Regions from separate parts of the Mus musculus genome. Here region 2 is linked to region 1. The links are chromatin loops, found by intact Hi-C in ENCODE. Cell type or tissue: left cerebral cortex. All regions are shown on one strand. Links, peaks and the distances in the headings refer to the core of each region. The heading gives the core; the rest is flanking DNA.

Region 1 (7,483 bases), core at 1,507-6,506:
CAGAAACCAGGAGCCAACCAGAACAGCATAGGTAGAAGGGGGCAGCCATATGCAAATGGATTTAGGGCAGTAGAAGGAAAGCCCCCATCTGAATATGGCTAGTCAAGACTAGTTTTGTAGATTGGGCAGTCAGAAAGAGAAGAATCCCACATGTCTTTTTGCTAATGCCTTTATAGAAAGGAAACTAGGCAGGGAGGCCTGGGGAAATGAGAGCAGACACTAGGCCAGGGGCTGCTTGGAATCTACCGCAGAGAAGCTCTCCTTTAGACCTTCTTAACTAGCTATGCTAGTTAGTGTCAACTGGCAACCTTACAAACTCTAGAATCAACAGGGAGTTGGGATTCCAACCTTTATATGGGGGGTTATATTGATTATGTTAATAGAGGTGGCAAGACATGCCCACTATGGGTATCACCAATCCCTGTTTAGGATCTAGGACAATATAAATGAAGGAAGGGAAATGAGCAGCTGAGGATGCTCATCATTCCCTTCTGATATAATGCGACCAGCTGCTTCAACCTCCTGCTGCCTTGACTTCCCCACCATGATAGATTGTACCCTGAACTGTGATCTAAAATAAATCCTTTTACTTCTGAAAGTGTATTTCAACAGGAAAAGTAACCAAGATACTGGCTAAGTCAGAGCCACACAGAGCAGTCCTCTCTCTAATCAAACACTTAGTCAAAATTTAATCACATCAACAAAATCCACAGTTAGTGTCACCTAGCTTATTGTTTGACTGATTGACTAGAAAATATCCACACAGTAATAGTCTTATATCCACATTGGATGCATCCTAAAAGCCATTATTGAATACCCAGGTATAAGGAGAGTATGAAATCCAAAATACCATGTATGTTCTTATATACTCATATCTATGATTAAGGTTAGTTTATAAATTACGTATATAAGTTAACAACATTATCAATATTTGTATCTGCTTTAAGGACCAGAACAAGGAGAGGATTAACAGGAGAGTAGAACAAACATAACACCAGTGTATGAATATGTGGATGCTCTCTCCCTCACTCCTTACTGTAGTGCACTCACCCTTCTGACTGGGTGAGATGGCAAAGTGTCTATGTGATGACATGTAATGAGACGAATGACAGGCTCTTTGACATGGTGTTGAACCACCACATGAAGCTACTTTCGAAAAGCAAGGCAATGTCACAGTAGTAGCTCCTGCCTGAAATGGCTACTGAGTAACAGGCATGACACACACTGCTTGGATAGACAGAACAAATAGATGACTCATGTCCTAGGTGCAGGACAAGTAAATAGAATGATCTGTCCTCATTCTGTTTGAAATGCCATTGGCTAAAATACATGGATTGTTCATTTCTGAATATTTTTCATCTTACATTTTTTGGGCTCTGACCATGAATAAATGAAACCAGAGATAGCAAAATGTAAATGAGATGAGTGGGGTGGGGTAGAGACTAACTACTGTATGCTATCAAGTGAAGGTAGCTGCCCTCTGAGTTCCAGTATACCTGGGCGAGTCTCCTTTGATGTCCCAGCCTCAGGCAGACATACTCTTGGAAAGAGAATTCAACCTAGCCAATATTAGAAAGCTCTCCCAGGTGGTCAACAAGGGTCTTCTAGGACTCTGATCTCACTGGAAAGATAGCAGATCAGGTTACAAGACTGTCTGTAATTACCACACTGACACATGGATTCAATCATCTATATCAGCATCTCATTTTCCCATGATTTTGTAGACTCTTAAGTATTTTTTTCAACCACAATCTATAATGTACTTTCAGGCTGGGTTATTTTGCTTTAGGCTTTATGCAACACGTTAAAAAAGGTGCAGTGATCTTACCTTCCTTTATTTTATAGGTAAAGACACAGAGGGAGGGTCGTAGAAGTTAAACTCTTGTTGAAGGTTAAAAGATTAATATAAGAGAGGCCAGGCAAGTTCAAGTCTCCTGACTCCATGGCCAGTGCTCAGTACTAGTCGAAATAGAGAGTCTTTCTGCTTCGTGTCCATAACATTATGTCCCGACAATATTTTCAGCATCTACTGAGTCTTCTAAAGCATCAGGCTGTGTCTAAATTATGGCCATGGCCTGCCTTGCATGTGCATAATTCTACCTAAGGAACCAGTAATCTTGAGAATTTGAAAATCACCTAGAATTCAATGTTGCATGCAACTCCCTATTCAAAGGGAAAAAAACCCTTACAGCAGGCCTCACAAGGGCAGTAATTTCTGTTTGTGTCCCCCACGGTTGTATCCATGGTGCTCAGCTTGCTACATGGCAGGCTTTCAATAAATATTATATCTAAATATCAATGTTTATTGAAGCCATGAAACCTAAGTCAATGGAAAACTTTGTCTGTTATTGAGTCTTTGTAAGATGAGACCTAGTGTTTAAAAGCACTGAGCTCTTCTGCAAGGCTAGCCTGTGTCACGTTTTGGTCAAACTGCATATTATATGTGTGGACCACACTAGGAAGAAGATCCTAAGCATCTTCAAAGGGTTATGGCCCAAGATAATCAGCTTCAAAGACCATGCCCCCCTTGGGGGCAAAGCAAAACATCTCTCAGCATCATCTCTACCTCTTAGTTCTGTATCCAGGAGTTCTTTGCTCCAGAATATCTATCTTGTTGCTAGGAATCATAAACCCATAGGGAAATATTTTGTTTTGTTTCCAAATAAGGAAATGTCAAATAGAAAGGGCAACTTTAATTCATTTTCAAGGCAAAATAGCCACAATATTAATTAACCTCCTATAGCACCTGTTCCTGATTGAGCAGTAACTTCCTGTCTCTTTAGGGCATGCACTTCCCAGCTACTAGAAACCTTCTGTGGCCACACATTTCGGGAGGTCATTTGATAGGCCACGTACAAAGCACTGAATCCTTCTGGGATGGCCAGTGGAAGTCAGTGCCTCCGAAAACCCCCTCTGGTGTCACTCAAGTTTCACTGAGTTTCATTTACTAGTTGGGTGACTCAGTAGACTCCCATCTTGCTTGCTGATCTGATAAAATAGGCCCAGTAAGAGTGTCGGCCTCATAGGATAGTTGTGAGAATTAAAACAAGTTAATTATGCAAAGCATCTGACAGTGCCTGGCCCAGGATGCCTTTTCAGTAAGTATTGGAGAGCAGAAAGCTTCCCTGTGGAGTCTGCAATGAGGAGGTCTCAGCTTCCTCTAGAAACCTGGGCCCTCAACCTCATACAAATCTCTGGGACAGGGCAGGAAAGGGATGGCCACTGTGGCCATGATCCTACATGGAAGTCCCGATTTCCAACTATGAATGGACAGGGGGTCACCCTCCCCCCCCCCCCCTCACTCTTCAGGTTGTAGCATGTCACTATGTAGAAACAGAGCATGTCTGATTCTCAGAGGAAGCCTGGCTAACATCTCCCAGGGGATTCTTCACATTCAGAATTCAGACAAATTGCTGCTTTTTAATTAACAGAGCCCCGACAACTCTGTTATCTGTCTTCTCATGAATCTATTTTCTCTTTAATCCCTTCTCGTTTTTTCCCACCCTGTCTACTTCCAAGCTGTAATCTTTCAAGCTGTTCCCCAAGGAGTGGGCTAGAGCAGAAAGAGCCAAGAGACGAAGATGAGGGTGCTGGAGTTGTGCTAAGGCAGGCATGGGCTGTGTCCTCAGCTAGCAGTCACTGTACTCTCTGTTTACAGCTGTAAGGGACACACCTACCACTTGAGCTCAGGCATGTGTGTGCTTTGGTGCCAGCCAGAGGCAGGGTGTTATTAAATATCTGGCAGGATTCCCTTGACAGCAGCAACTGGAAGATGTACACGAGGAGAGATCTCAAATACCCCATCCATTTAAGCTTAATAGGACAGTTATTGAATAATAAATAACCACCACACCAAGGAAACATATTTATCAGGGACTCAGGCCCAGATAATGCAATTGTGGCTATGCCTGTGGAGAGCCGCACCTTAGCTGTGTTAAAGGCTGCGGCCTGGATGATGAGCACCTGTGCTTGAGAGAATGGACACACAGAGGATTCCCAAGATCCTGTCCGACCCCCTCACTTCCCTGAGGATTCACTCCTGAGAGTAGTGGGTGCTATGTGGGCTGACTGGCCCTATAAACCCTATTCACTGAGGTGATGACATGCATGCTGGACCACATGAAACTGTGTTTGGGTTCCTTCTTCCACAAGGCCTGTGCTTTGGAAATTCAAGGGTATGATCTCCTGTCTCCATCACAGATCCAGCTCTGCCCACGACTCTGTGGGAAACATTCTCAGTTTCCAGAAAACAGCTCTCCAGCTTTACTCCCAGCAGGGACTTTAAAACAGCTTTGGAAAAAAAATCATTCTAAAGTTAAAAATAGCCCCTTCCACTCTCCTGCTCCTAACTTATTAGAACAACGCCTAAGGCAGCAGGGGTGTCATCGGCAGTTGTGTGTGTGTGGTGGGTCTGCAAGAGTTGATATGTTTATGAATATTTACATCTGTGTGAGGAGACTGCTGCTAAGTAGAAATTACTTTAATTCTGCAAATGTCCCCTTTTGTTATTCAAACCCTGGGGGTCAGAAGAGTGGGTGAGAAAGAAAGGCAAGGGGAATGGGGTACAGAGCACTGTGCATTTGGTCCACCAATTTTTGAGGGGTGCAGAACATCTGCGGACAAAGCAGAGGAGTGGGTATGTGGGTGTCTCCAGCCAGGAGCTGCCGGAGGGTTGTGGCAGAGGAGAAGAGGCAAAGGAGGGGGTGGTGAAGGAGCACATCCTCTAGATATGTAGAGACGCTTACAGGCCAAGACTCTGGCAGAGAGGATACTGGGATAGAATACCTTTAGTGGACTTGTGTCTGCCTTCGCAGACTTGCTTGTCTGCAACCCTTTTAGACTGACAGGTGTGCGCTACTGATTTCACACGCACATGCTTTCTTTCTAAGGAGACATGTAATTAAACATTTACAGTTTGGAAAAAAGTTTCAAAGGCATCCACCAGGTACAAAGTAGGTATGATGTTCTTCCCGTAGTTTTCCTGGAGAGTCAGAAGTAAGTCTCTTGAGAGTACAGAGCCAGTCAAGAGCCAATGAGTGGACAGATGCTCACAGATGTCTTCAGGCCAAGCCTCAGGCTGGAGTCTCCATAGCAGACAGAGGCCACAACCTCAGCCCTTAGCCTTGTCCCAGGGGAGTGCAAACAAGGAAAGCTAACTTCCCTTGATTTCCTCCTTGCCCCACAGAGGACCATCCTGGTGGCAGGACTCACCCTTCACCTGGCTATGCTCCACCATCTGAAGCAGGTGACTATTGAGCCATTAAGGTACCTTCATTTGCAAGTTACTTTGAAAAGAAGTCTTTCTCTGGCAGGCTGCCTCACCTTTATGAAGCTATCTGCCAGTAGGCAGTCTTGGGCCCATCTCTGCTAATTTAGAAAAGTACAGGGCACATGTCTCTGGCATTCTAGAGTATTCAGACATTCTTGTTGTATACCCTTCTGTATGTTGCCTGACTCTAGGTGATGCTCCCAAATCAGAAGGAAGAGACTGTCAAGGATCCTTCAGAGATCATAGCTCTCTAGCTAGGAGGTCAGGTTGTACCTGAGCCAGGCAGGGAGATCTTGCTGATTGGTCCCCAGTGTTCTAATTCAGAGATTGGTTTCTTTATGTGTCCCTCTTCATGGTCTGTTGTCACTGAACAGATCTCTGCCTTGTTTGAAGATGGGCTATAAAAGCCTCCACTTTAGACAGACTGAGGGACTGGGTCCTTTGTTAATTCAGCAAATGATTTTTTTTAGCTGCCAACTGCAGTGAAGCTTCATGCAAAACTGTAGAGATGTGGAAAGCCATACAAAGGTGTTTTTCAAGTCACTCTCTTTTTACATTATTTGTGTGCATGTTTGTCTACACATGTGCATGAATGTGGACATGTGCTACTGCCACATAGTATTATGGAGATCAGAGGACAGCTTGCAGGTGTCCATTCTATCCTTCTACCATGTGCATGCTGGAGTTCAAACTCAGGTTATCTGGCTTCACAGTAAGTATACCAACTGGGCCATCTTGCCTGCCATTCTCTGGCTCTCAAGGGGCCAGATGATGGGACAGGTGTCAGTCTCTATCCAGGCATACCACAAGTAACAGAGATATGATGAACAATCTACCTGGAGACCCCAGCTTCAGTGCACACATGTAAGGAGGGAACAGAGAACTGGTCTACCAGGCAGATGCCCAGACTCATGTTAGAATCAGTTTATGGACAGTTGCCAACAGTTTTCATAAGCATGATTTTTCTGGATTGTGGGAATGTTGATTAGTTTTTGCAGCAGTCCCCGAAGGAAGATTCCTTTTGAAATCACTCTGTGGCTTTCTGGGTTGGTTTTTAGTGTCATCACGTTGAGATGTGCTCATTCCTGGAAATCCATGTTCCACTAGCATTTTGTGGCCTGTATTGTTTTATCCATATCCTTCTGCTACTGAATATACTTCAATCCCGTGGCTCCAGATCAGCAGGTCTGGACTTCCAGTGTCACTACCTCTGTGACCTTGAGTAAATGACTGGACCTCTCTGTGCCTCAGTTTCCTCATCAGCAAGTCACAGGAGGCAGGAATGCCTTCCTTCTGTATTTAGATATGGATTAAAGGTGGCACACAGGTAACATTGAAGATAGTAACCTTTGGAGGCTCAAAATCAGGCCCTTGTATGGGTTTCTGTCCTGAGGAACCTCTGGTCTATGCTATGAACCAGTTGACCTATTTATATCCATTCTCCTACATATACTGAACTGATCCTAGAGATCTTATCTACTTCTGGGTCACAACGTATCCTCCATGCTAAAGAGATACAGCTTATAAAATATCTAGTGAGCTTCCCTTTACTTCTTTTATGTCTTATTGTTCTCAGCTTCTCTTTGCTTCTCGGATTGGCATAGAGCATCTTCCTCCCCTTTCTCTACTTCTCCCCTCCAGCAGGAAAAGCACCACACTGTGCACCCACATGAGCATCCTCAAACCCACAAGTGCATGTGCATGTGTGTACACAACTCGCCACACCAACTGCTCCCTCTGTTGCTCTGACTTCCTTGACCTGGCCCCCTCATGTTAGCCTCTCTTGTCTGTATCTATGCCACAGCAGAGCTTGTTGCTCTATAAGAATATTACATGTATACAACATGGGATGTCTGGCTGTATATCTTCATCTGCCAGCCACATGATGCAACGTCTGTTGACAACAGTCATTTTTGCTTTTCCCTTGGCCTGGGACAATGCTTGACACCTAGCAGGCAGGGAGAAGTCCTTATTTATTCATTAAATGCACGAGTGAATGGAAGTATAATTGGATGCATCGGTCCTCAGATAGACTCAAAGTGAATGTGCTTCCTGGCTTTTAGTTACTTGACATTTACCTGCAACAAACAATTTGTCCATCTTCCTTCCATTATTTCTCTGTCTCTTTTATAATTCACATAGAACCAGTTACATATAATCCCTCACAATGGGGGCACACCATGGAATACACAAGAACGCATAAGAAAAAAGGCT
Region 2 (7,483 bases), core at 975-5,974, 100 kb after region 1:
CTCAATCTTGCTATCTTCAAACTGGGCATAATAATACCTTCCTCTGTGGCCTACCAAACCCCCCTAGCAGAATCCACACTAATATTACCTATGACCACATTTCAAATTGTCTAGATGCATCTGCCAGGGCATCCCATGACCTCAGAGCCACAAGAGGCCACAGAGGACCTAATCTGGGCTAGGGCTGGGAAAATTAAGAAAGATGAGGAAGATGAAGATCACACAGGCGGGATCCCTGGTGAACAGGCTGACGGAGGATGAGTCTTTTAGTCAAAGTTCTTGGCTTGTCTGCTGCTGTTCCACAGAACCCCTCAGTCACATGGATAGGTGCTCTTAGCTCATTTTCCAGAAGACCGTAGCTCAGAGTGATTTTGTAGATGACCATAAGAATGTACCTGATTTGTAAATTCTTTCTGCTAGTTCAAATATTTCCATATATGTTCAGAGTCAACATGAGTCTGACAAGGACTATGAAGAAAGATCTCTTCCCCATTACCCTTGTTGTTAAGTTCCCATCCTGTCTGAACCTCAAGGGGTTTCCTGGACTACTTTCTTCTCAGCACCCCTTTGTGAGAAGGTCCTCATTTGCCCTACTCCCAGGAATCAACACAGAATGGTTTATCTGCTAGACTTGGAAACTTCCCTCCCTGACTGTGACCCCCTTGCAGAATGGTTTGTGCCTTGATCCTGAAGTGAACATTCGCTGACTTGAATCAACGTTGAGGAGGAAAGAGTTCAACTGAATTCCAAGTGCATGATGAATAGGTTCATGATATGGCTGGTGGCCCTGGATTCCAGGGAACCTAACCTTTACATATAGCTAGGAGACAGATAGAGTGAAGGCAGAGGCAGTGATCAAATGAAAATAATCAACAGGAACCGAAGAAGCCACCACAACAACATCAGTAGCCATAATGCTGAAATGAGGCTCAGAAGAGGCAGAATTTACCAACAGTGGGACCTTGGATACATCAGAGCCCTTACATTTCCAAATAATGGAGGAAGCAGATTAGAAAGAACAAATATGCTAATGGAAAGAGTCACAGTCAGTACTTCAGGACAACCTGTGGGGTCCTGCTCAAAGGTCATGCAAATTTGCAAGCAAAACCTCAGCACTATGAGCGAGGTATTGCACATCATGGGTTTGGGGGCTAGCATTCTATCAAAGGGATGTGCCTAAGGCTACCAATAATCCAATATCCCCAAGGTACAGAGATTTCCCAACTCAACTGGAGCCAGTGATTATGTCTCTAAGGTTCTTAATGTGAGGTGGCTAAGGGCAAGACAGTCCTGACAGCCTGGGGCCAACACCCTGGGACCTACTTGGCAGTGCCCAGTTTCACAATGCAGATTTCTATGCCATCTACCACACAGGTTGCCTGCTCTATCTGGCTGAGAGAAATGACATTGGGCTTGCTTTTTCTGGATCAGGGGAAGAAGGGCTGATAGGTCCTTCTAAGGTGGGGGAGGCAAGGAGAAAAGCTAAGCTAGAAAGTCTTGATTTAAAGTAAATATTGGCCAAACTAAAATGAAGAATAAAAACCTGGAGACAGTTGCATGCCTGCCTGGTGATGAAGACTTAACAGAACTTCCTCCCTGAAAGGGCGCCCAAACTAAGAAGAGTTTAGCCCACTAGCCATGGCTAGGGAACAGAGTAGAAGGTGGGTGTAATGGAAGATTTGCACAATGAGAAGGAGGTATTTATAAAGAAATAAATGGCATATGTCTTTAATTTGCACCCTCCCCCCCATGACAAACATGAAACTAATAGCTGGGTTTCCTTTGGACCACAGCTTTTGATTCTTTCACTACAGCCTAGACATCAAATCCTTTGCTCCAAGTCAGAGTAGAAATCACTGAGTAGGTAAACTTCTGATGTATGAGAAAAAATTACTCTCCTTACTGCGTGGGAGCTTGTTAATCACACAGGAATGTGCATTCACGAGCATGCCCTGCAGATGACTGTCTTCTTTATGACAAGGGAAGGTGTTTGGGCCAAGAGAGTCCAGTTCTCCACTGAGTGAGGTGACATCAGTTTCCCTGCCTGGTTTGTCTTGGGAAATATTTAACCATAGCATTTCCTAAAATCCTTGAACACACTACTTCAAGCATCCAGCTAAGAGAGGGTCCCCATATGGAGGAGTGTCACTCCATGTCATTCAGCAAACACTGAAGGAGCACTAACCATCACACTTGGCACTGGGTATAGCAACAGACTTCACTAAATTTGCAGAGAGTGTGTGTCCTGTATCCAATCAGGAAAACTGTATAGCTTTGTGACTCTAGGAAGGAGCAGCAATTCACAGGAGGCCCATGGAAGACAGGTACTACTTATGCTGAGGACATGAGAATGTTGCCCAGGGAGGAGGCAAGTGAACTGTGCCATGAGGATACGTTTCAAAGCCAATGGGAAAAGGAGGGCATGCCAGGTAGAAGTAGTTTAGGCTGCAGCCAAAAGATACACACATGTGAATGTTTTTCTAGGAAGGTGTTTGTTCCAGCCACAGCCACATATCTGTAGCTTATGGAATTTGAAAATCTTAATGATTTCTGTGACAGGTAAGGAAACTGGAAAAAAGAGAGACAAAGTGACCTTGCAAAGCCTGAAATGATGACCTGTTGAGAGTCACTCCCTTGATGCATGTGTCCGTAGCTTTATTGTGAGAGTTTCCTCATAGATGAGGAATACTTCTGTCTGTCCCCATGCCGAGTGTGGGCTGTTCCTCCTTTCTTTGCAAGTCTGCATTTCTCTTGGCTTTTCCTCTTTCACTGCATCTATCTACCCACCAATCAGTCATTTCAACTCACATGAAGAAGGTACTACGGAAGGCAATCTATTTGCTATTTGGATCGTATGCTCTTTAGAAGGACATATTTTTTATGTTAGCCATTCTTAAAATGGCCTTGTTTGTCCCTCCCATCCTTTAGTCCTCCCTTCCTTCATCTGTTTTCTTTTGTGAGTTTGTGCTATTGAAGAACAAACCCTGGCTTTGTGCAGGCTAGAAAACTTCCCTCCTGCTGAGCTATGCTCCTGATCCCTCGCTCTTTCCACTATTTCTCTAATGTTTTATTTTAGAATAATTTCACATTTTCCATTTTCAAATACAAGACAGATATTTCCTGTCTGCCTTCCTGTTGTGATATCCCACAACCCTAACACATTAAACACACACACACACACACACACACTCCCTTTCTCATACACACACACTTAATGCCACATACATACACATATACTTACACACACAAACACAATGCAAAGAGTCACATAGACAATACACAAGCACACAGTCATACACACTCAGTACATAAACACACACTCATACACACTCAATGCCACAAATAAATACACACACACACACACATTTATTACTGATTTAATAGGCAAAGGCATTCAATTTTACATTCCAGCCATTTAAATGTGTCTAAGAGTGAGTGTTTTAGAGCTGAGCAGACACTGGGGTACAGCTTGCTGTGTTGTTTATGTCTCTGTCTCAGTTTATCCAGAAAACTATTTTTAGTACTCTCTCTCTACCCAGCACCATTAGTTTGTGTTAATTAAGATGGGGATGATGGGGATTCGTGTTTGACAGACCCTTGCTACTTGCAAAAGAGTCACTCATGCCCTATTCAGGGGTCTGGAGAGCTGAGTCCCAATGGAGACTGCTAGTAGCCTGCAGCAAGGGAAGTTTATGATACCCCTGTCTCTCCTTCCTTCAAGCCCCTTGTGTCTAAGCCTCACTGAAGAGTTACAAGGTTGTCCTCTGCAGAGCTGGTCCCCTGCATTTTCCACAGGCCCTCTGTGACATAGGCTGATTGCATACACAAAGATGTCAGAGCAAATCACCACGTCGGGAATTGTCGGGCAAACAATCTGTGGAATAAAATGTGCCCATTGCCAAGGGGTGGGGGAGGTTAGCAAGGAGGATATCTTGACAGAGGAAGAGAGAAGTGTTGGATGGAAATTAGCAGCTGAAGGCTTGCAAAGGGAGAAGAGGCAGAGGGAGAGAGAAAAGGGAAGAGACAGGCAGATGGAGAGGGGGAGGGAGAGGGTGGAAAATAGACACAGCTTTATTTCACAGTCTTGCTTCACCCTCCGCCCAAGCAGCCTGTGCTTTTGCAGAGATCTTGTCTTGCCTCAGCTTGTCGTTCCCCTGCTGACCTCTGCCATTAGACTCCTGGACTCCCTCAAGCTCCCACTTCCACTACAACAGTTGTGCTTTTCTCCCACATGGGATTTCCGGTTTGTGCAGCAAGAAATGTTCTCTCTGCAGAGAAGACAAGCTTCTTGCTTGCTGATCCGGATGGCTTGGGGCTCTGTAGATCTCTGCTCCTGACACCCTGGTTGGGTCCATATCACTGACATCCCTATGGAATTAGAATTGCTGGCAAATGTGGAATTATGCACTCAAGATATATTAATGTATCTCTTTGATATAGTGTACAAGTTCAGTAAAGTATATGTTCTAAAGTAAGTGCGATGGATTGGATCTGAAGTGTCTTCCAAGTCCCATGTACAAAAGACATTTTGTACCATTCTGTGCCATTGGAAATTTACTAACAAAGAGTCAGGCTCTGCCTTGAAAGAAGAAACTGCCCCCCTCCCCCCATCAACTGTGCTGTCATAGATCACAAGGATGCAGCCATGACCATGTGGTGTGGAATCTTGAAACCATAAGAGAAGACCTTTTCTCCTTTGATTTCTATGCCATAGGTATTCTGTTAGAGACACCAAATGCTAATACAGTGGCTGTGGCAGTAATGGGAAGAGCTACACTCTTTCTGTTCTGTTATATAGCTCAGAGTTCAATGCTGATGATCAAGACAAAGACCTAAGCACTGTACCCACTGCAGTTTGAACAAGATAGAGCTGTGTTTCCCCCAACTGCATGTTTAATTGGTGACTGGAGTTTTGCCTTATAGTATGAGTCTCTTGGATGGTTTGCCATTCTGGAACATAATGAGGGCAACTACCCAACTTCACTTAAAAACAACAACAACAAACAAACAAACAAACAAACAATAACAGAAATTACTATGAGTGTGAAGAACCCAGCCCAGCCTCTCTTCTCTTTCCCTCCTCCTCCTGAACACTGCCAGAGTGTGCCCTGAAAAGTCTCCTTCCAATTTCCTTCCTATCCCCCAGATTCAAGGTGCCACATTTAAATCTGGGCCATGTATTAGGGTCATGTGTAGATTCTGATTTTTTTTTCTAAAGTAGATGTAGGTAAATTGAAGCTCTGAATAATTATGTCTCTTAAAGAGCTATTTTTGGTCTCTCTGTAGTCCATTTTCTTTTTCACTCTCTGTGGCATCTAACCCCTTGCTCTGTACCTCTTTGGAACCTCTTCCCCACTTATGAAAGGGAAAACAAATTGCACTTTGGATAAAATCCATTCTCACCAACGTACTTCCTTTTTCTAAGCACTTTGTAATTTGAAGTCTTTAAATGCTAAAGGTGGCTTTGTCTTTTGAGGCATTAGATTGGGCATTAGCTTGCCTGTGGTGGGGATATTAGGATGAGAGGACGGTAACTTTTCTTCTCTTTGCTTCTTAGTATGACCTTCTTAAAGGAACACTCCTTTTAATCCTTTTAGGACAGCTGCTTCAAAGCTGTATGCAGACCCACGATCCTTGATTTTATGTGTCATTCTGGATCGGCAATGGTGCAGACATTCAGGGTGTTTCTGGGTTGATACTTTATATACAATATCAAGATTTAAGTCTACAGACTTTTGAAAAACAGGGTTCATTGGTGGGTGGGCCTCATCCAGTCAGTTGAGAGCCTAACTAGAAAGAACAAAGACAGGAGAGGAGAGAATTCTTCCAACAATTAACCCCATCACTCAAACTCCAACCCCATTTTCAACTATTCTTGGGTTTCTATCTTGTTAATCCATGCAGCAGATCATGGATGTAGAGTTTCCATAATCATGGTAGTGAGTCCCTTAAAAAAAAGTTGTTCTCTTTCCCTCCCTCCGTGTTCCTTCTGCCTGCCCCCCACCCTGCTGTGTGTGTCTGTCTTTCATATATATGTATGAAAATTAAATAATTTTCTAGGTATGTGTGTATTGCTCTGTATGTTTATTGCAAATGTTGCTGACATTACTGTACCTGTACAATGCCCTTGGCTCTGACCTCTGGTGAACCTTAGGTAATAGATAATTAGCACAACCCTGCTCCTTACCTGTAGCCCCTTTCCTTCCCTTTATTTCACTTTCCATTTCCCATTTCCTTTCTCTAGGACTTTGTATTTCCAGATTCCCCATGAGTGGAGAGACGATCAACAGTGTGTTCAAAACCCCACCCCCAGTTCTCCAGACTGCATCTCCTACCACCAAGGACAAATTAGATCCTCAGGATCTGCAGAAACTGTTCTTGTGTTGCCAGTCTTCCTTACACCGATTCTATCTAGATGCATGGCAAGAAAGAGATTTGAGAGAACTTAGAGAATTGCGTGTAGGAGAGCAAATGATGAGACAGGAGTGGTAATACCAGTGTGCAGTTCTGAAAAGTCTTTCTATGGATAGCTTACCGTTGGCATTGCTATCATCTCATCTTTGACCTTATCATGTGATGTCATCTCTAAATGGGTAGGACTATATGCATAGTTGTCCTGATGTGTATACACTCCAGGGGCCACAGATGGGAAACAAATTCTAGAGTGGTGTGTGTGTGTGTGTGTGTGTGTGTGTGTGTGTGTGTGTGTGTATGTCCAATGATGGTGATGCTGACAGGTTTAAAGTGTGATCACAAAAAGTGTGATCAGGACCGCAGTGCCCAGCTAGGGTGAGAACCTACACAGACCTCAGAATGACAGGTGAGCTATCTGAGACATCCGTACTTATAAAGTAACCTTTTGCTCATTCAGAAATGATGTGTGTTACAATGGCTATATAAATCATAAGCTCCACTTCTGATAAATCTGGCTACGTTTTATTGACTAAAATTCTCATATCTGAAGCCTATCTTCATTGTTGGTTAGCCATGTGGTAGCACCACCTGCTTTCTCCCATGATTAACTTCTCACAATATAAATAATAGTGTGTTCCAACATAGACATAGACAACAACCAAACAGCCTTTAAAAGTACTGTCAATCTCAGCTCTGCTACTATGAAAAAAGTCTTATCCGATGCCCAAATGATGAAAGAAAAATTGAGATTTTAGTATTTGGTATGTGAACCTTGAAAGTTAAAGTTTCTCTCACACTCTTTGAGGTTATGTGTTAGAAGTATACGCTGTCTTTATTATCACTTGAATGTACATATAGAAAGTCTACTGTAGACCAGGATCCATTCTGAGTGTAGCAATAGCAATACAGCAGTGAACTATGAGGCTCAAAAGAAAATAATTAGTGATTTCTTTCAAAAATAATAAGGAATATTCTTTCCTCTTTGAATGTCTAAAGATTTGCATCCTAGGTAAGCCCAGATCCTATCCAGCTAACAATGATAATATGCAGGTCCCTTGTCAACCTGATA

What was found. Peaks named below come from ENCODE experiments on the same cell type or tissue, not always from the same donor. Only the 100,000 strongest peaks of a DNase experiment are listed, where the experiment ranks them.
Region 2: a loop joins it to region 1, with 3 times the contacts of the local background. A loop is called at or near these places in 2 of 42 quality-filtered maps.

The regions. Positions count from the first base shown.
Region 1 is chr9:28,277,554-28,285,036 of GRCm38, forward strand. The region is part of intron 1 of Opcml (opioid binding protein/cell adhesion molecule-like); the gene reads left to right. Among named protein-coding and RNA genes, the nearest start is that of Gm39313, 110 kb to the right of the region's middle. In left cerebral cortex, for the core only: no CTCF peak of the experiment used is centred there; DNase peaks (open chromatin) are centred at 3,632 and 4,243; H3K27ac peaks cover 661 bases.
Region 2 is chr9:28,382,939-28,390,421 of GRCm38, forward strand. The region is part of intron 1 of Opcml (opioid binding protein/cell adhesion molecule-like); the gene reads left to right. All of the region lies in intron 1 of Gm39313 (a long non-coding RNA gene), which reads right to left. Among named protein-coding and RNA genes, the nearest start is that of Gm39313, 9.5 kb to the right of the region's middle. In left cerebral cortex, for the core only: no CTCF peak of the experiment used is centred there; a DNase peak (open chromatin) is centred at 4,011; H3K27ac peaks cover 1,727 bases.